Linked DNA regions of Homo sapiens: region 2 is linked to region 1. The links are chromatin loops, found by intact Hi-C in ENCODE. Cell type or tissue: prostate gland. All regions are shown on one strand. Each heading gives the region's core, and the rest is flanking DNA. Links, peaks and the distances in the headings are about the cores only.

Region 1 (11,036 bases), core at 2,766-7,765:
ATTTTACAGTTCAAGTCTTAGCTGGTATTCCCTGCTCATAAAAAGTTGTTTTTATTTAATTTAAACTAAAATAGATCCACAGTTGGACCCCTATATTTGTGAATTCTTCATCCATGGATTCAAAAAAGTGTGGATTAAAAATATTTTAAAAGCACAATTAAAAATGACAATAAAAATTATACAATAAAAATAACACAAAAACAATTTATATTAGCATTTACATTGTGTTAGCTATTGTAAGTAATCTAGACATCATTTAAAGTATATGGGAGGCTGTGAGTAGGTTACATGTAAATACTACACCATTTTATATAAGGGACTTAAGCATTTGTAGGTTTTGGTATTTGAGGGAGTCCTGGAACCAATCCTTTATGAATATCAAGGGACGACTATACTGAAATCTTAACATAAAATATCTTGACTTACATAACTTATTTTGTTTTCAACCACAGGACATTATTCCTTAAATTCTCTCTTAAAGGAGAAAAACCTTTCTTTATCTGAGCCTGGCCTTCCTGACAGTTCAGACAACATCACTTGTGGGCTGCTTGTGGCTCTACTACTCACAGGATTTCAGTTAGAGCTACAAGACCTTAGCAATAAGTTAGGGTCTGTTGCATATTTCTGGGTAGACAACCAAGACCCAGTTATTTATAAATTTTAATTAATTAATCTTAAAAACTTGGAAAGTGAAACAAAAATAAATTAGTAATGATCAAAGTTATTCAAAAAATTCCTGGTAACCAGACCTAGATAGATATGCAGTAATGGCATTCTCATACTTATTGTTGGCAATTCTTTGACTTTAAAAAAACATAGTGAAATGCAAAGTTACCACTGCTTATCTTAAGAGACCTTGATAAAAAAATTCCTAAAGTCAAACATTAGCTGTTGTGTGCTTATTCATTTTTATGAGTACTCTTTTTAAAAAATATTTTATTTCCATAGGATTTTGGGGAACAGGTGGTATTTGGTTATATGAGTAAGTTCTTTAGTGGTGATATTTTGTGAGATTCTAGTGCACCCACCACCCAAGCAGTATACACTGAACCCAATTTGTAGCCTTTTATCCCTCACCCCCTTCCCATCATTACCCCTGAGCCCCCAAAGTCCATTCCATTGTATCATTTCTATGCCTTTGCATCCTCATAGCTTAGCTCCCACTTACGTGTGAGAACATACAATATTTGGTTTTCCATTCCTGAATTACTTTCCTTAGAATAATAGTCTCCAATCGCATCCAGGTTGCTGTGAATGCCATTAATTCATTCCTTTTTATGGCTGAGTAGTATTCCATCATATATATATGTAATCCCACATTTTTCTTTATCCACTCGTAGATTGATGGGCATTTGGGCTAGTTCCGTATTATAGCAGTGAATTGCGCTGCTATAAACATGCATATGCAAGTATCTTTTTTTGACTTCTTTTCCCCTGGATAAATACCCCAGTAGTGGGATTGCTGGATCAAATGGTAGTTCTACTTTTAGTTCTTTAAGGAATCTCCACACTGTTTTCCATAGTGGCTATACTAGTTTACATTCCCACCAGCAGTGTAGAAGTGTTCCCTGTTCTCCGTACATGTCAACATCTGTTATTTTTTGAGTTTTTGATTATGGCCATTCTTGCAGGAATAAGGGGTTATTACATTGTGGTTTTGATTTACATTTCCCTGATCATTAGTGATGCTGAGTATTTTTTCATACAATTGTTGGCCATTTGTGTATCTTCTTTTGAGAATTGTCTATTCATGTCCTTATCCCACTTTTTGATGGGATTGTTTGTATTTTCTTGCTAATTTGTTTGAGTTCGTTACAGATTCTGGATATTAGTCCTTTGTCAGATGTATAGATTGTGTTTGGGTTGTCTGTTTACTCTGCTGACTGTTGTTTTTGCTGTGCAAAAGCTCTTTAGTTTAATTAAGTCCCACCTACTTATCATTGCTTTTGTTGCATTTGCTTTTGGGTTTTTGGTCATGAAGTCTTTGCCTAAGCCAATATCTAGAAGGGTTTTTCTGATATTATCTTCTAGAATTTTTATAGTTTCAGGTCTTAGATTTAAGTGCTTGATCCATCTTGCGTTGATTTTTATATAAGGTGAGAGATGAGCATCCAGTTTCATTCTCATACATGTGGCTAGCCAATTATCCCAGTACCATTTGTTGAATAGGGTGTCCTTTCCCCACTTTGTGTTTTGTTTGCTTTGTCAAAGATCAGTTGGCTGTATTTGGGTTTATTTTTGGGTTCCCTATTCTGTTCCATTGGTCTATGTGCCTATTTTTATACCAGTACCATCTTGTTTTGGTGACTATGTCCTTATAGTATCATTTGAAATCAAGTAATGTGATGCCTCCAGATTTGTTCTTTTCACTTACTTAGTTTTGCTTTGGCTATGCAGGCTCTTTTTTGGTTGCATATGAATTTTAGGATTGTTTTTTCTAGTTCTGTGAAGAACGGTGATAGTATTTTGATGGGAATTGCATTGAATATGTAGACTGTGCTCTTAAAGCATGATAAAATCTTGTATCCATTTAAGGAAATCTAGGTTCCTTGATGGACTTATAATGACAAAGATAATTCATCAGATCTCTGATTGAAGGTGGAATGGGGAGAAATGATAGAGGGATAAGTGCTGTGGGCTGAATGTTTATATCCCTCCCAAATTCACATATTGAAGTCCCATTTCCCAATGTGATGTTACTTGGAAGTGGGGCCTTTCAGAGAAAATTAAATCAAAAGAGTGGAGCCCTCATGATGGCACTCATACCCTATAAGAGGAGACATGAGAGGGATTCTGTCTTTCTGTCTCTCTCTCTCCCCCTTCACTCTGTGAGCATATAGCAAGAAGGTGAACATCTGCAAACCAGGAAAGGCTCTCACCAGGTTTGACCATGCTAACATTTATCTTTGAACTTCCCAGCCTCCAGAACTATAAGAAAGAAATGCTTGTTGTTTAAGCCACTCAGTTTGTGCTTATTTTGTTATAGCAGCATAACTACTAAGAAAATAACTTTAAGAAATTGAATCTAAAAGAGGTCAGGATTGGGGACCAGTCTGAGAACTCGATGATGAAGATATGTACAAGCGATTGGGTCAAGGCAACCTAAAATATTCATTAAAAGCACTCCTTTGAAATGAAGTAGACATTATTTATGTAACCACAAACAATAACAATAGACATAATAACAAAAATTTGCAGGAGTAATTATATGTTAGTAATTATACGTTAGTAATTAATACGTTAGTAATTAATCCCACTACAACCTCATTAGGTAAGTTTATTATCTCCAAGGAGGAACCTAATTTATTAAGAAGCTAACATGTTTCTTCTAATGTTTCAAAACTTATTTTTGTACCATTGAAATGGGAATAATTATCTTATAAGCTTTAAGAGGATTAAATGAATTAATATGTAAATAAGTCTCCCTAATACATCGTTGGGTCATATGCAACCATGATCTGCATAAAGTGTGAATCAAAAATGGAACAAGTTGTTATATTTAAGTGGATGTCGTGTGATCTATTTCATCGCATGTAAAAAGTTATGCTAACTTTAGTGTTAATAATATATAACACTTTGATTTCTTTTGAACACAGGACCCCCTGGAACAGCTGTCCCTCCACCTACTGGCTACCCAGGAGGCTTGCCTATGGGATACTACAGTCCACAGCAACCCAGTACCTTCCCTTTGTACCAGCCAGTTGGTGGTATCCATCCTGTCCGGTATCAGCCTGGCAAATATCCTATGCCAAATCAGTCTGTTCCAATAACATGGATGCCAGGGCCAACTCCTATGGCAAACTGCCCTCCTGGTCTGGAATACTTAGTTCAGGTACTCCATGAAAATACAAATTATTTTCTTATGAAATGTGACCATAGGGATCCAACAAAGAGAGAAAAAAAGCAGACCAGAGTGAATAAAGGAGATGGGTCAGTGATGACAGATGCCATTTGTGAAACTATAAGAACAGTGATACCAGTTTCAGAAATATGAAGGGGAAACAGCAAGTACAAGGATGTTTATAGTGGGATGAGTATGTTTTTCATAAGGATTTATGTTGAACTTCAAGGCATTCAAGATGTTTTCTTGAAAGAATTGTACAAATGGAAATAGAAAAACTATCATAGAGGATAGTTGTGTTATTTGCTTAGAAGTAAACAGTTAACATCAAAAAAAGCACAAAAGAGAACAAAACACAATACAGTGGGTAAATTACTGAGTGCCTTAGCCCATTGCTTTTTACCACCACCCATCATTTTCATTAGCTACTCTTGTCACCCCCAAAAACAAACAATATAAATAAAAATAATGGACCCTACAAAGAATATTGCTTCAGGCCAAGTTCCAGAGACCCCCTTCATACAACACAATAACTCCCTAATTAACATCTATGTAGATATTCTGCTGCCACCAGGACATGCAGATCAAAAACTGGGGTAATATGGGAAGTTTGTGCACAAATAGTTTTGTTTAAAAACCCATGTCTGAAACTAAAAAACCTGCTTAATGAAAATAAGATAAAGCTGGCAGAGTAGACGCCTTTTATTTGTGGCGTTGATTCCTGCGGTTTCAGTTACCAATGGTCAACCAGGTTCCAAAAATATTAAATGGAAAATTCTAGAAATAAACCATTCATAAATTTTAAATTTATTCTGAGTAGCATGATGAAATCTTGCACAGTCCTGCTGTGTTCTGCCTGGCACATATATCATTCCTTTGTCCAGTGTATCCACGCTGTAGATGTTATCCATAGTATACAGACCCAGAGTCACATCTTGGTTATCAGATTGACTTACAGTATCACAGTGCTTGCATTGAAGTAACTTATTTTACTTAATTATGTCTCCAAAGCACAAGAGTAGTAATGCTGGGAATTTGGATATGTCAAGGAAAGACCAAAGAGAGGCCATAAGGTCTTCCTTTCCATGTAAAGGTGAAGGTTTTTTACTTAATAATAAAAAAATTCCTATGCTAAGGTTACTAAGATCTATAGTAAAATTAATATGTCCATGAAATTGTAAAGAAGAAAAGAAAAATTTGTGCATAGTATATACAGGATTTGGTACAATCTGTGGTTTCAGGTATCCACTGAGGGCTTGGAAAGTATCCCCTGAGGATAAGAGGGAGACTACTTTATTGGAGATTCCATAGAACCTTCTGAATCTTTTTTGTTGTTGTTTATAGAAAAAGGAAGTGCTGAAATACATTATAAAGAAGAAACTTCCCAATTTAATACTTACCTCCCCAGGTCAACAGCCAAGTATTTCCTCGAGTTCTGTCATTTCTCTTTTCAATTCTGTATATTGACAGGGACCCTGATAATCTTGTGTGCTGAAAACTATTTGTATAATATTATAACATTGGTGTATAGAAGTCAATACAGTTGGATCAGGAAAATTTGGATTTTACAAAAGCCAAAATTTATCCTAAATTATTATTTGGACAAAATTTTGACAAAATGCAAAACTCATTCAGGTGAAGTGCTAGAGTAAACATCTACATTATTTCAGAAGATAATAAAATGTTTGTAGCTTATCAAGTTTAGAAAGTCTCATTTCTATACTTGGTGATAAATACAGAAGTTGTTCTTGGGAATCTAACATCTTCTACAGTCAATTCTCTTTTCAAATTGTATAGCTTTGTTTATTTAAATATTAAAAACTTGTTTCTTAATTTCTTTTATGATTCTGACAGAGGTTAATTTAACGTATTTTATGAGTTTTCCCTTTTAGGAATATTTAGAGTTAAAGAAATAAGTGAAAAAATAAACAAAACACAGGTTTGGACCCAGGCAAACCTGGTTTTTTAATTCTGTCCTACTCTCTAGTAACTCAAAAACTTTGATAAAATTTCTAACCTCTTGCTGCTTGAATTTTATCATCTATAAAATAGTATTATCAATACCTACCTTACCAGATTGTTAGGAGAATTTTTAATGAGATAAGGGTCACAATGTGCCTAATATTTTTGACATAAAGGGCCGTCCCAATGGATGAAAGCTATGTGGCTGTTATTAGCTTAAATACCTTCTTATGTGTGAATGCAAGACATAGAGCCAATCTTTTTCCTCTATCTACCCTAGTCTTTTTGAGATCTCACATGAAGATTACATGAATCTTTATCAAGGTTCCCAAGAATCCTAAAACATCCAAATTAGCACGATTATATTATTTTCAGAGTCTTGGCTTTACCAGTGACTTTACCAATTTGTCAAAGAACTACCCCTTAACAGACACATATTATTGAGTTCCAGGAAGGGACACAATAATATTGAAATTAGGCCAGTTAATAATCCTGTGATGGCCTCTGAGTGTTCAAGTGAAAGAAACAATTGCACATCTCTCACTGTAAATAAGAAAGCTGGAAATGATTTAGCTTAATGAGGAAGGCATGTTGAAAGTTGAGATAGGCCAAAAGCTAGTCTTCTAGCACCAGTTAGCCAAGCTGTGAATGCAAAGGAAAAGTTCTTGAAGGAAATTGAAAGTGATATTACTCCAATGAACATATGAATGGTGAAAAGTAAAAGAGCCTAATTGCTGATATGGAGAAAGTTTTAGTGGTCTAGAAAGAAGATCAAACCAGTCACAACATTTCCTTAAGCCAAAGCATAATTCAGAGCAAAGCCCTATCTCTCCTAAATTCTATGTAGGCTGAGAAAGGTGAGGAAGCTACAGAAAAAAAAAGTTTGAAGCTGGCAGAGGTTGGCTCACAAGGCTTAAGGGGGGAAAAAAGGCACTTTTGTAACATAGAAGTGCAAGGTGAAGCAGCAAGTCCTGATGTAGAAGCTGCAGTAAGTTTTTCAGAAGATCCTAACTATAACAAGATCATTGATGAAGGTGACTCTGCTAAACAACAGATTTTGAATATAGATGCAACAGCCTTCTGTTGGAAGAAGATGCCTTCTAGGACTTTCATAGCTAAAAAGTAGAAGTCAACGCCTGACGTGAAAACTTCAAAGGACAGACTGACTTCCCTGTTAGGGTCTCTTGCAAAACATTACTACTCACTGACAACACATCTGGTCACCCAAGAGCTCTGATGGAGACGTATAAGGAGATTAATGTTGTTTTAATGCCTGCTAACACAACATCCATTCTGCAGCCCATGGGTCAAAGTATAATTTCAATTTACAAGTCTTATTGTTAAAAAAATGAATTTCGTTAGGCTATAGTTGCCATAGATGGTGTCATTTCTCAGACAGATCTGGGCAAAATAAATTGAAAACCATGTGGAAAGGATTCACCATTCTAGATGCCAATAAGGACATTCATGATTCATGGGAAGAGGTCAAAATATCAGCATTAACAGGTGTTTGGGAGAAGCTGATTGCCACTTTTATGATGATTTTGAAGGGTTCAAGATTTCAGTGGAGGAAGTAATTTCAGATATGATGGAAACAGCAAGAGAACTAGAATTTGAAGTGGAACCTGCAGATGTGACTGAATTACTGTAACTCATGATACAACTTTAACAGATGAGCACTTGCTTCTTATGTATAAGCAAAGAAAGTGCTTCCTTGAGATGAAATTTACTCCTGGTGAGAATTCTGTGAACATTGTTGAAATGACAAAGGTTTTAGAATACTACACAAATATAATTGATAAAGCAGTGGCAGTTTTTAGGTGGATTGACTCCAATTTTGAAGGAAGTTCTACTGTGGTAAAGTACTAAAAAGAACATCATGTGCTACAAGGAAATCTTTCATGCAGAGAAGAGTCAGTCAATTGATATGGCAAACTTCATTATCTTTTGTTAAGAAATTGCTGCCGCCAACCTGGGCTTCAGCAATCACCACCCTGACCATTTAGCAATCATTAACATAGAGACAAGACCCTCTACCAGCAAGAGGATTGTGACTAGCTGAAGTCTCAGATGATTGTTAGCAGTTTTTAGCAATAAAGTTTTTTAAAATTAAGATATATACTTCTTTTAGATTAATACTCTTACACACACTGTAGACTACATTATAGTGTAAACATAATTTTAGATTCAATAAGAAAATAAAACATTCATGTCACTCACTTTCTTACAATAATTGCTTTATTGCCTTGGTCTGGAACCAAACTTGTAGTATCTTCAGAGTATGCCTGTAGTTTATATTTTTACTTTTCACTTCTAGATTTTAATACCCTACTTTTCTAAAATGGACTATAAACCATTTTAGTAGTCACTTTTGGTATTTTATGAGGCATATTTATGTCTCCTTATGTCATTGTGTTTTTATGTAAGAAAAAGGTTTTAATTAAGCATAGATTGTGCCCTTTGTACCCTCCTGTAATTAATCACACCATAAAACATTCGTGTTTAGGTACATTATTTTAATTTCATGTATTACTGCATTCATATATTCTTCATTAATTAATGTACTTAACCAATGTTTGGTGAAATATGGCACTTCAGGCAGTGTTCTGGGCTCAGGGATTAGGAATGGTCTAATGGTCTAAATGATGTAAAATTATACAAATATAATCAGTGTGTCCTCAAGAAGGTTTCTTTTCTTCTGCTAGAATGTTCTCACATGTAACAGATAATGTGCCCATCAAACTGCTCATCTTTAGAATGATTCCTAAGATAGAAATTTCTCTAATGGTATATACCCAGCCGTCCTTTTCATGGGTTGCCATCTAACAATGTTTCCTTTCTCTTCCCCTAATCCTGTTCACATGCTTCCTAGTGTAATAGACCCTTCCCTTATTAAAGTGTGCACTTGGGGAAGACCCTGGCCTTTGTAGATCAAGTGAATGCAAGTCAGTTTATAAACCTCTGCTGGAGGTACCTGTAAAATAATATAAAATGGGGACACTCCATGTGAGGTTCACCCTGGCTTGTTTGTTCTCCTTAAGCCACTGAGAGACTTCCCTTTTCTATGGCTGGTCCGTGTTAATCGTTCTGAACTTAACTAAACAACTACAGGCTATGGATGACATGTAGAGAGACCAGTGAGTAGGGACTTATCTAGGAACAATCTATAAGCACAGCTTCTTCTGATGTGATTACTACAGCAAGTAGATGTTTTGTTTTTCTGATATAGCAGACAACTTTTTTAAAGTGGTACTGAAAGAAAGTGTTTTTCTAATATGGACAACTCTGCTAATATCCATCCGATCAGATGCAGATAAGCTAATTTCAGTTGGTAAAATTTTTTTGATTCTATTGACTTTCAAAAATATATTTTGGTATCAATTGATGCATTTTAATATCTATTTCATCAGTTTATTTTACAGTGGTATTTTAGTTCTGTTATTTCTGTCTTCTGATTGCTTTGTTTTATCCCAACAGTTGGACAACATACATGTTCTTCAGCATTTTGAGCCTCTGGAAAGTATGTATAATTTTTGTAGTGCTCAGCAGTATTTTAATCAGATGGAAATTTGCATTATCCAATATCTAGTTCCTTCTTTATATTGATCATGTTTTAGTGGCTCAAAGAAAAAAAAACTGCTCTATTACCCTATCTTCAAGAAAGTAATAAAGTGAATTATTTTGTATAATTTTATCCTTCTATACATCATATAATCATAAGCTCTTAGATTTGAAAAGGGCTTACATTTTATCTGGTCAATAGCCCTACACTTTACCCATTGTTCCTACTCCACATTTACCTTTCAAAGATGAGTAAAAAAAGGAGCCAAGAGACTAAATGAGTTAGCCAGGGACACCACAGTCAGCTAATCACCTCCAGATCAGGAAATAGCATTTAAACCACAGTCAGCTAATCAGTGGCAGAGCTGGAAATAGAATCCAAATCTGCCAAATCGTAGTGCAGTGCCCTCGCTTTGGAAGTAAGAAGAAAAGATCTCAGTCAAAATGATGCCTGTTCTCAGTTCATCCTACAAGAGTACTGACCCTCACTAAACCAGCTGTGCACATTCATTTGGCCACCACATAGGGCCTTTGACTTTTCTTGGTTTGTTCTCTTGTTTGTAATTAGTAATGACCCTACTCCTCCAAGCATGTTTCGTGAACTGATTAATTAATGGTCAAATGTATAATTTTTTTAAATGGTTTTATAATTAAAGTTTTCTGAATTCAGATACTCCAGGAATTGAAACAAAAGGGTTGTTTCAATCTTTTCTTTTATGTAAAATTTTTTTAATGTTTACACTGAACTTCTTAAAAGAAATGTTTTAAATTTTCACAATTGCTTAAATACTTTTAGATAATATGATTTTTGGGGTACTCTAATCAATTCTACATATTTCACCTGAAACTTTAAAAAAGCTATGTTGCTTTAAGCCCTTAAGAAATACTAAACAAGGACTTTCTGAGGCCCATTTTAAATGTTTCTAATATAGACTTACTCATTTTATTTTTTAGTGATGACATGTTTTGAAACTAATAATAGATATGATATTAAAAACAACTCAGACCAGATGGTTTACATTGTAACCGAAGACACAGATGACTTTACCAGGAATGCCTATCGGACACTAAGGCCCTTCGTCCTCCGGGTCACTGATTGTATGGGCCGAGAAATCATGACAATGCAGAGACCCTTCAGATGCACCTGCTGTTGCTTCTGTTGCCCCTCTGCCAGACAAGAGGTCAGAGAATGGAAGTCTGATCCACAGCTTGCTTCTGATCTAACTCTTCATGGCATAGTGTGCTCCTTCCACTACATAGGGAGGATATTCCCTGGCCCTGCCAGCCAGAATGGAAGAAGATAGTGGGGAGGGAGGAAACCAAATTGTCTCGCCTAAGGAAAATCATAGAGGATTTTTTCTTTTTGGTTACTACTTTTTAGTGCTTAAATAAGTGGGTCAAGCACAATTGACATATGTGTAGTCAATAATTATGATTCCATCAGTTGCATCTACTTAATTAGAAATTTACCTACCACATTTATCTAAATGTACGTACCTATCACTAGATAAAGCAATGCTAAAGATAAACATATGCTTTTAGAATTGGAAGGGACTTAAATATGTTTAGAGTACCCATCACAACGCATACCTTGCCACAGATAAAGAGTGGCTCAAAATTACTAAATGGCTGAGGTGTTACATTTGGCTAAGGACAGGGCTGGAACTAGAAT
Region 2 (11,036 bases), core at 3,791-8,790, 430 kb after region 1:
GTGGGTAGCTTTGTCTTTTCTATGATTTTGGATCTCCTGTTTATTATGTCTCTACGTTTTCTTGGTTTATTCTCCTTCTTAGGTGGAACACAATCTTCAGAGGCACCCTGAGATAAGATGGGTGCTGAAAACGCACTTATTCTCCACTCACACTCAATAGATAGTTGGAGTGGACATAGAATTCTTCATTGGACATTACTATCCTTCATGATGTTGAGACATTCGTCCATTGTTTGTAGCTTTTGTGTTGCCCTTAAGAAATACGATGCATTCGGATTCCTGATCTTTTGTTTATATCCTTTATTTTTTTTCCTCTAACCCTTTAAAAGCTGCTAGGATAATGCTATTCAGAGTGTTTGGAAATTGCAAACATTCAGTTGTCTCACGTCATCCAGTATGGAGTATTTAATGAATATGTTTACCATGAAAACTCATGTCTCAGTTTATTTACCTCCCTCCAATGTTTATGATCTCTTTCTTTCTGTAACTCCTATTATTCAAATATTAGACTGAATGGCTTGTCGTCTAATTTTCTTGTCTTCTGTATTATATGGCTATTTTACTTTTACATTATTTTCAGGGAAGCCTCCTTAACATTATTTCCAAAAGTTCTATTAATTTAAAAAATCTCTAGAATCAGTTTTTAATTTTCAAGAGTGTTTCTTTTTTCCTAAATGTTCTCTTTCATAGCACAGTAAGGCTATTGATTTGGTTTTTGATTTTGCCCATTGCTGACTTTGTTTGTAGGACATCCTTTTATTTTCTTTTCCTCCTATTCCTCTTTCTCTGTCTCATCCTCCTTTTCTTCCTTCTCTCCTCTTTTGATTCTCCTTCTCCTCCTCCCCTTCTTCCCTTTCCACTCCTTCTCCTACTTTTTCTCTTTCTTCTTCTCCTCCTCAGGTTTTGACTAGTCATTTACCATTTGTTCATTTGCTCTCTAGCTTATAAAAATCTGTGTGTTATTATCTCCTCTTTTTTTGTGGATTTATTTCTTCAAAAATTCTTTTACTTTTTTTGTATTGAGTATTGGGGAGAAAGTCAAATATTTGCTTATTTGTTATGTTTGTCTAGAACAAATACTGCTATATATTTTATGATGAAAACATGTCGACTTTGGAATAATAACTACAAAAATCTATACTATGTTATTTAAAAAATATCCCCGGCAGATTTCTTTGTTTTACCCATTTTAGTTTTATTTACAAGTATACTAAATATTTTCTGAGTCTCATAATAAAACAAGAGATGTTTCCAAAAAACCAACACATTTAATCTCTTAGAAGTGAATGTTTATTTTTAAATAATATCAACAATATCCAAATTTTGTCCCCAAATTTATGAAGACTATAAATCCTTGACTTCTTCATTTAAAGACACTTACTAGACATGTTCTCTGTTCCGGGTCCTGTACTAGGTTCTGAGAAATAGAAAGATGAGTCAGGACAGTCTCCTGTTAAGAAACTGCAGGACTGAACAGAGAATTCTGGAGATAATTTTTATGTTGAAAAAGTTACAATCCAAAGGAAGTTGATTAATATATCCAGGGTCACATATTTACTGAGCTGGGGTTGTGATTTGGGGCCCATTTGATTTATCTATTACAAATATGTTGTGGCTTCATCTATTGTATATATGTGTGTGGTCTTGTGGTGGTGCCAGTATGTTTGGTAATACAGCGGTGTTCGTTTTGGCTGTTCTAAGGCTGTGCTTTGATTCATGATCCCACATAGCCTAGGAACTAACGGTGCACATGAAGAAGTCAGTCTGCCTAGATTTGATTCCTGTGTAATTATAAGCCCTGTGGTGCCTCGATTTGTTTCTGTGTAAATGGGGATGATGATAGCAGTTAGTTGATAGGGGTATAGTGAATATTACAAGCATTAATATATTTAAGGGGTTTGGGAAAAATACTTGGCAATGGAAAACACTGCTCAAGTTTTAGCTATTATTATGGCCTGAGTTGTGCCAGCTTGCCTCCCTCAAATTCATATGTTGAAACCCTAACACTCAATGTGACTACATTTAGAAATGGGGCCTTTAGGGAGGTAATTAAGGTGAAATGGGGTCCTGAGGATGGGGCCCTAATCCAATAGGGCTTTTGTCATTAAAAGAGGAGGAAGAAGCCAGATGCAGTGCCTCACACGTGTAATCCCAGCACTTTGGGAGGCCGAGGCAGGCAGATCACCTGAGATCAGGAGTTTGAGACCAGCCTGGCAAATATGGTGAAACCCCGTCTCTACTAAAAATACAAAAATTAGCTGGGCATGGTGATGGATGCCTGTAATCCCAACTACTCGGGAGGCTGAGGCAGCAGAAACACATGAACCCTGGAGGCAGAGGTTGCAGTGAGCCGAGATCAAGCCACTGTACTCCAGCCTGGGTGACACAGTGAGACTCTGTCTCAAAAAATAAGAAAAATAAAGAGGAGGAAGAGACACCAGAGAGCTTGTTTGCTCTCTCCGTTCTCAGAAAGAAGTCGTATGAGGACACAGTGAGCAGGTGGCTATGTACAAGCCAGGAAGGGAGGCCTCTTTAGAAACCAACCCTGACCACTCCTTGACCTTGAGATTCTAGCCTCCGGAACAATAAGAAAATAAATTCCTGTTGTTTAAGCAATGCAGTCAGTGGTATTTTGTTATGGCAGCCCAAGCAGACTAATACAGCTGTCATTATTTGCCTACTGACTTGCACTGGATGTTCTTACTTGCTGCTCATCATCTCTTCCATCTGTGATAGTGGTCCTTTTGTGACTCCGGTGTCATCCTATCCTCATCAATGATACAGATTTACTTAAAGCATTTAGCTAGATTTTTAGAATCCAAAGAGTTATTAGACATTGTCTGAGTTCTTAAATTTAATATTTATTAAATTGGTCAACTGACAATTTTAGGGATTGTTTTCCTAGGTCCAAAAAATATTCAGGGAGGAAATGGGTCTTGAAGTATAACTCTAAGGAGTTATTGAAATAAAGGAGTAAAAATACTCAATATGGTCAGGTGCGGTAGTTCACGCCTGTATTCCTAGCACTTTGGGAGGCCAAAGCAGGCGGATTGCTAGAGCCTAAGAGTTTGAGACTAGCGTGGGCCACATAGCTAGACCTCATCTGTACAAAAAAATACAAAACTTAGCCGGATGTGGTGTCACACAACTGTAGTCTCAGATACTTGGGAGGTTGAGGTGGGAGGATCACCTGAGCCCAGGAAGTCGAGACTGTAGTGAGCTGTGATTCTGTCACTACACTCCAGCCTGGAAAACGGAGTAACACTCTGTCTTGGAAAAATAATAAATAATAAAGCAGAAATTGAGTGAGAAAATCTTAAAAGTTGGGAAAGTAGTGTCACTTTCTACCTGTGTCCTTGGACAAGCCACTTAACCTTGCTCAGTTTCAGTTTTTTTATCTGTGAAAGGCAAGGATATTAATAGTGCTTGATGAGTTGTCCATTTAAAAATTTCAAAATAATTGTCAAATAATATTTATGAATATTATTTGAAGATGTTTATCATGTATTTGAGGTAAAACCAATAAAGCAAAAATAGAGGGAGATCAGAAAAATGTTGGGGAGGAAGAGTCGGGTTAAATTTCGGAGAACCCTATGGGTCAGAAGTTTCAGGGTTCATTCTATTGGCACTGAGGAAATCTTGAGTTTGTAAGCATGGACATGGTATGGTTTTAGGAAAATTCATCTGCAATCTTACAGCAGAATATTTTTAGGCAGTGAGAAAGTAGATACATACAAATTAGCAATGTTTTACAATATTCTAAGAGAAAGAGGAGATAGATTAGTTTTATGGTAATTATACTAGGAATATAAGAAAGAAATACTATAAACATAGTAGCTTCAGGTTTGACCGCTAAATAGATGTGAGAAAGTGGTCAGAATCAAGTATGATTATGAGATTTTTGAGCCTACCCTAGTATCAAAGAAAATAATGAATAATTTGTATTGCAGAGACAAATATGTTATTTTCATTTGAAGTAATTGTGTGTGTGTGTGTGTGTGTGTGTGTGTGTGTGTGTGTAATATGCAAATGGAGATACTTCAGCTATAGCTGACCATGAAGCTCAATGAAAACACCTAAGAGTGAATTGTACAGCTGCTTGACAACAGAAAAAAAGACTTTTAGAACATTACTGGTTAAGATGACAAGAATATAATTTTTTGGTTGCTTAATCACTTAAGCAATGAAAATTTGAGTCTAGTCAGATGTGGTCAGTAAAGCTTAAAATTAATCAGGTATGGTGGTGCTCATCTGTACAGCCCCAGCTACTCTAGAGGCTGAGGTGGGAGGAGCGAGCCTTGAGCACAGGATGTAGAGGCTGCAGTGAGCTGTAATTGCATCACTGCAGTCCAGCCTGGGCAACAGAGTGAGACCCTGTCTTCCAAAGGTGTCTACCTTTTTAAAAGGTAGTCACCTAAGACACTTCCAATTATAAAGACTTTATTGTTATGACAGCTTCAAACACAGGTGGATTAAAACAAATCTGTGTGTTAAATAGTCTTACATAAAACACAGAAAATTTAATCTTTTCTAAAATTTATATTAGTAGACTTCATTGTTCTTCATGTTTCTCAATTTAATTTTTCGATGGCTGGATTCAACAGAAATTTTGTCACTTGGGTAGTAAGTGGAAGGGACTATTACTTCAACTTCATCAAAGTGCAGTAGAGTAACTATCTGTCACACCAGCAAAGATAGATTTTCCAAAAGAAAATATTGAATACTTTGAGAACTAGTTATAGCTAACATTTTTTAAGTGATTACAAACTAAGATGCTGGATTTTTAAAAAATTGAGTAATTTACCCACCATGACAACAACAGATGATATTAACATCTTTATGGATGAGAAAAGCTAGTTTTATTGTTTTAAATCAATAATTCTTAATCCCAGCATTTTGGGAGGCCAAGGAGGGCAGATCACGAGGTCAGGAGTTCAAGACCTCGTTGAACTCCAGTTCAGCCAGTTCAGCCTGGCCAACATAGTGAAACCCCATCCCTACTAAAAACACAAAAAATTAGCAGGGCATGGTGGCGGGTGCCTGTAATCCCAGCTCCTCCAGAGGCTGAGGCAGGAGAATCCGTTGAACCTGGGACGGGGAGGTTTGAGTGAGCCTAGATCACACCATTGCACCCCAGCCCAACCGACAGTTCAAGACTTCATCTCAAAATAAATAAATAAATGCAAACAAAATAATAATGATAATTCTTGAACTTTGGTATATAACAAAATCACTTAGAAGAAGGTCTGGCCTTCTTTGCATTTTTACCAAGTCCCACAGGTGCTTCTGAATGCCACCCAAGTTTTAGAAGCACTGGCTAATAGTGCTTCTGGCTAATATGCTAATAACTTACACTTTTAACTAACATGCTCTACAGTTTCCAACTATATCTGCTCTTTCAAATCACTAGGATATTTATATAGTTTCTAAAACAAATATCTAAATCACTCCTTCCTCCTTTGAACAAAATGTACTAATGGTCTCTCATCATTTAGGTTTTTAGTTAACTCTATTATAAAGAAGTTTGCTATCGATGTTAGATAAAAATGTAACAAATATATGTTGTATTTTGATGAATTGTCACTGTAAGTTTTCTTATAGAAAAAGGATGAAAGTATTGTAGAAGTCATTCCTATATTGGAAGTGGTGTTTAAGTCAGTGAATTGCCAGATGCCTGCAAACTGTCGTGTCTACAGACCTGTGAGACTATGCACGGCCTCTCCAAAGCTTGAAATACAATACAATGAACCTTGAATAATGTCCTGCCCTTAAACACTGGACATTCAAATAATTTGCACTATTAAGAGTATAAAATAAAGATAAACATTAGCATTAGTAGTTTAACATAAAAACAATCTACTATACTGCTTTTCTGAATGGGTTTTTCAAACGAGATTTTAGGTTTCTATAGAAGCAGGAGTTTCAGCCCTCAAACTTGAGCCAACTAATTTTCTGATGAGACACTAACAACAACTACAAATGTAGTTAAAATTTTCTCTTTCTGGCCAGAAGGAATTTTTCCTGTATTTGGAGAAGAAAATGATGTTCAGCTTGTGGACGATTCTGAAAAGGCTCTGAGTAATGCTTAGGGACACATGACTGTAGCACCCCCTGCTGATGACTTCTGGGATTAAAGTTCATGTGATACTGGTTTCAGCTCCATGATTCCTCAAGTCATTTCACTTTGCTGGTGAGACAGAAAAGTAATGTTATCTCAACTTGTCTTATTCAACAATTAAATTCTATTAGTTTTACATTGAAATTCTAAATCCTAAGATTTATTGGGTTATTGATAATTTTTATCACCTGTTGGTAATCTATTCATTTCATTCATCCATTCAGCAAACACTGAGTGCCCACTCTCTGGCTGTTGATGTTTTAGTTGTATGAGATATAGCTGTTAACAAAACGAACTTACTTCCTTCATGGGGTTTACATACTGGGGTGGAGTGGGGGAAGAGAGGGTTAAAGATAGAGAAAGAGGGAGGAAGGGAGAGAAACAGGGAGGAAGGGAGAGGGAGAGGGAGAAACAGAGGAAGAGGGAGAAAGAGGGAGAGGGAAGGAGAGAGGAAGAGAGAGAAGTTGATATACAGCATGTCAGATGATGATAAGCATTATGGAGATATTAAAAAGAAACAAGGTAAGAAGAAAAGCAAATGCAGGTGAGGATTGAGAAATTCTTTTTTTTTTTTTTTTTTTACAAGATGGTCTTCATTTTATGAGATTTTTCTTCCCACACATTGAAATAATTCACTAAAAACAAGCAGTCCTCCCTCAGCAATTAGAGTAATAATAAGTCCCAATCAGAAGTCAAGCACAGAGGGGAGGCAGTGTTAGTCATGGGAGGCAGATCTGTTAACGGAGGGACAAGGCATATTTTTGGAGAAACTTTTATATTCAAAATCTAACAATCTTTACCTAGCATCAGTACTAAATTTGAAGAAGTACATGAGACCAAGTTCCTTTGTTCTATTTATTGTTTCAAAATCTGAATTGTTTGTCACTTACAGAGCAAGGAGAACAGAGCACTGTAAGAATGATCTCAAGGTCTTTGTGATCATTGTTACAAGGTCACAGCTGTTTGCACATTGTATTTCAAAATCTGAAAGTATGTTATCACAATCCCATTCTTAACATGAACACATCTACCCAATGGGTGGGGAAGGACTTTAGCTGTTTCTCTGTTCCAGTCCCCTGCCCTAGGACCACCCAGCTGGCAAGGGCCACATCCTGACCATCTCTTGTGGTCAGAGCACAGGGTGACCACATTTATGGAGCTCAAATGAGCCAAGTCTCAAAGCAATGGAATGAACAATTTGTTTCCACTTATGTTAAACCAGGGAAGAAAAAAAATCATTGAATACATTAAATAACATAGGTCAATAGAAAGAAATGTATTTCAAAAAGGATAGTCTGTTGCGAACACAAGATGACAGCCATAGCTTAGGACGTTGACTGCCTTCAGTTCCCCTGTCTGCTCTCCCTATCAGTGCTACACCCAGGGTCAAACCCAACTCTAGATCAATCAAGGGTCTGCCTTTTCAACATCTACACCCATGCTGCTATGTATGCTCAAGAAAAATCACACACTTTTATGGGATTAGAAAGTGACAAACGTATGATCCTCAAAATAGCCTGGAAAATTCTCATTGTGTTTCTAGTCAATTCCATCTCCTATTTTTAACTTTGGCTTCTCTTCTCAACTGCTGACCTTATCACAACCCTTCCCTCAGGAGAAGAGCTAACTTTTTATTGCAGGCAGAAAAGAGAAAATACCTGATTGTTATTCCCTAAGCATCCTATCACCTATAAAGGTATCTGCATCTACTTAATCCTTCCTAATTCCTTCCTACTTTAGTGGGAAAGGTCTTCTCCTTGCTGTTCAAGGATGATCCTTTCTCAAGTATTCCCGTATTCTCAGTGACATGGCACCATCCTTCATCTATTCATCTCTTCATTCCCTTTGCCTACTGGCTTCTAAGGCTCTATGAAAATAATAAGTCAGTGGGCTTTGGAGAAAACCTGTAGAGAGTTCCTCTCAAACTCAATTTCCTCATTTGTCAAATGGGGATCAGAGCTCCTCTCTTACAGTGTCTTTGTAAGGATTAAGTGATGCAATATAAAAATCACTTGGAGCACAGCAAATATTCCAGAAACCCGACAGTTTGTGTTACTCCTGTTGCAGTGTACTACCAATTTATTTGTAATAGTCCTTTACAAAGCACGTTTACATGCCTTTCCAATTCTATCCTTACAAAAGCTTATAATATAAGCAGGACAGATCTAGAAATTGATTCAAAGTAATAAATTTTCTTTCTCAAGGTCACGGAGCTAGGTGGTGGTGGATTTAGGACTCAAAATAAGATTTTCTGAATCCTGCCTGCTTCATTGCTTGTGCACCTACATTTACTGCCTTTTTAGTTTTTGAATCCTTATGGGAAGTATGCTATCAGTTGTGGATTTGGACTCATTTGAACTCAGGAGCTAATGAACTGCTTTTGTTATAAAATAAAATTGTATTTCTCTGTGCAGATATCATTTGTGTTTTTCTTTGTATCGTGGATTACTTACAAGTTTGATGTTCTTTATGTATGCAAAGTGGGATAGGCATTAAGTGCATTACCTGAAGCAAAGACTACAGCTGTGTGAGGTTGATGAAACTACAATAGATTTCACAAAGTGCTTTTTGTGAACAAAATTCTAAACACTTATGACAAAGTCTATATAACATATGGTCTAGCATCCATTTAAATTTGCAAATGTAAAACATGCACAAAGAGGAAATATGTGAGTTTTATTTTCTTTCTCAGTCTTTTTTAATAGACTCCAGGTTTAAAGGAATTTGGGGAATTAAGTTAGTTCAGTTTGCTATTTTCAAGATTATATATGGGTCACCTGAATTTCAAGATACTTCATAGCTTGTGTTAACAACTTACGTCAGTATGAAATAACTTTATGGACATGGTTTCTTTATTTCGTTTGGGGGAGACAGAACTGTATATTTCTTGACCTTCTAAAAAACTGAGATAACAAATGAATACTCAGGAATATGTGTCATGGTACTGGCATAAATTAATGTTAGAGAGCAGAATTCAAAGAATTCTGGGAGGGTTAGGATTGCTACGGTTGAAGAAAACTGCCTTACATAAGATCATGCCTGATCGTAAGGGCAGCCCACATCCAGTGGCCAATAAATGGAATTGTATAAAGGCTTGGCCTTCTTGCCTCAATTCACAACTGCTCTGAAGGATGTCAAAGAGAAATACTTAATAGCACTAGACGCTTATTAAAAGTGGCAAGGCTGATTTATTCAGCCTTCTGCAGTAGGAAAGAGACACTCCATTAAAAACTATGCTCACTTCCAACTAAGACAAAATTAACTAGGAGAAAATAGAGAGAACAAAAAAGGGCTATAAGGAAGTAAAATAAAGTAACTAAAGGGGACTGGGGGCTATGGGGAAGTGAAAAAATATGTGATGGGGGATAAGTGGAAAATTATTGAAAATCATTTGGCAATGTACATTGGGACAATGTGCACTTTGTTACATTTTCTTGAGCAAAGACTCAGCCTAGGGGCTGGTGCCACCTCTAGAAATACCACCTAGGGGAGGTAGGAGTCAGGCTAAAGTTTGGCCAAGTCTCTCAGCACTGTGTTCAGGCAGGTCCTTTGTGCCACCTGGAAGTTCACAGTCCACAAGGTGCACACCTTTGAGACTACAATGACATCCAACTTCTCCCTCTGCTCAATCAATCCTCCATCCATTCTCCAATCTTCACAGGTACAGATCCCAAGAGCTCTAATGAACATCCTGTATGCTAGACTCCAGCTGAGGCGGTTTCTCAGGTCCTCCAGCTTCTTATGTTTCTCATAATTATAACCCATGGGCATTTCATACATTTGAAATGGAAGATTCTTTTTTCTCTCTGCAGACATCTTGCTAATTAAGTAAAAGATTACTATAGCCTTGGAACACGTGTCAGCTATAGGATTGTAGCACTTCCTTTCTGCTAAAAAGATGTGGTTCCTTTTGGCTGACACATTTTAAGTCATTTGTGGGTAAATTTCTACACATTCTATGCTTGACTTTTTGTATGTGTGTTTTTTTATTACTGAAATGATATATTATATTCCTAAATAACAGAAATGGATCAATTGTTCAAAGGCCATCCACTAAATCATAAATATAGAGACATAGTAACATAAATGCTACAACTCAAACAACATTATAAATATAATCTACTACCTTTTAAGTACAGAATAAATTACATGGGTATAGCATGTAAATCTGACATGGTGTTTTTACACAAGCAGTCATAAAAGTTGCCAACAGGAAGGAGAACTGTATATAATAGAATTGGATTTTACTGGACCAATAAAGTGATTCATCTACCTCTATTCTTTGGAACATTGTTTGTATTGAAAATTTGTTGAATAGCATCAAGAAACCAATGAAGCTATCACATATTTTTAAAACAAAGCACAGTGATCTCGCTAGTCAACCAAATTAGATGTATTTTTTTTAGAATAAGTGAAAAATATTGCTTTCTTTCATGCAATTGATCAATTTAGTTGCTAAAAATAAAGACTCAAAGTTCTAGTTCTTGAAAAAGAAATATTTAAAAACAAATGCAAGGTTATATAGCCTCAGAAAGAAAGCAGTAGAAGCAATTTTCAGAATTTGTTTTATTAAATAGTATTGACGAGCATCAAATAATACCAACTCATACAATGTCCAAAAGTAATAACTCTCTCAGACAGATAATCTTATGGTGGGACAAATCCTTGAAATGCAGAGACTGAATGAGCTCGTGGCACTTATGTGAAACACGTGAGAGAGAGGTGGTCTATGAGATTTTGTTTTATTATGAGAACCCCATGGTACAGAAGAAGTGGTGTTTTAATTTAGGTGATGATTACTTGGTGAGCCGTAATGAAACCTGGATACAGTGTGCTCACATTGGCACTAAAGTACAATTTATGTAGAGGTAGCAGGAAGGCCATTGCTACTTGAAGGCAGCTCTACATACAGCTTTAC

The links. Hi-C counts contacts between places; a loop is a spot of excess contacts. Peaks named below come from ENCODE experiments on the same cell type or tissue, not always from the same donor. Only the 100,000 strongest peaks of a DNase experiment are listed, where the experiment ranks them.
Region 2: a loop joins it to region 1, with 3 times the contacts of the local background. A loop is called at or near these places in 1 of 110 quality-filtered maps.

Annotation. Positions count from the first base shown.
Region 1 is chr3:146,199,322-146,210,357 of GRCh38, reverse strand. It overlaps PLSCR4 (phospholipid scramblase 4), which reads left to right. Exons shown (of 9, transcript NM_020353.3): 4 at 3,597-3,832; 5 at 9,281-9,323; 6 at 10,319-10,545. Among named protein-coding and RNA genes, the nearest start is that of PLOD2, 44 kb to the right of the region's middle. In prostate gland, for the core only: no CTCF peak of the experiment used is centred there; no DNase peak of the experiment used is centred there.
Region 2 is chr3:145,772,040-145,783,075 of GRCh38, reverse strand. No RefSeq gene overlaps it. Among named protein-coding and RNA genes, the nearest start is that of LNCSRLR, 290 kb to the left of the region's middle. In prostate gland, for the core only: no CTCF peak of the experiment used is centred there; a DNase peak (open chromatin) is centred at 6,095.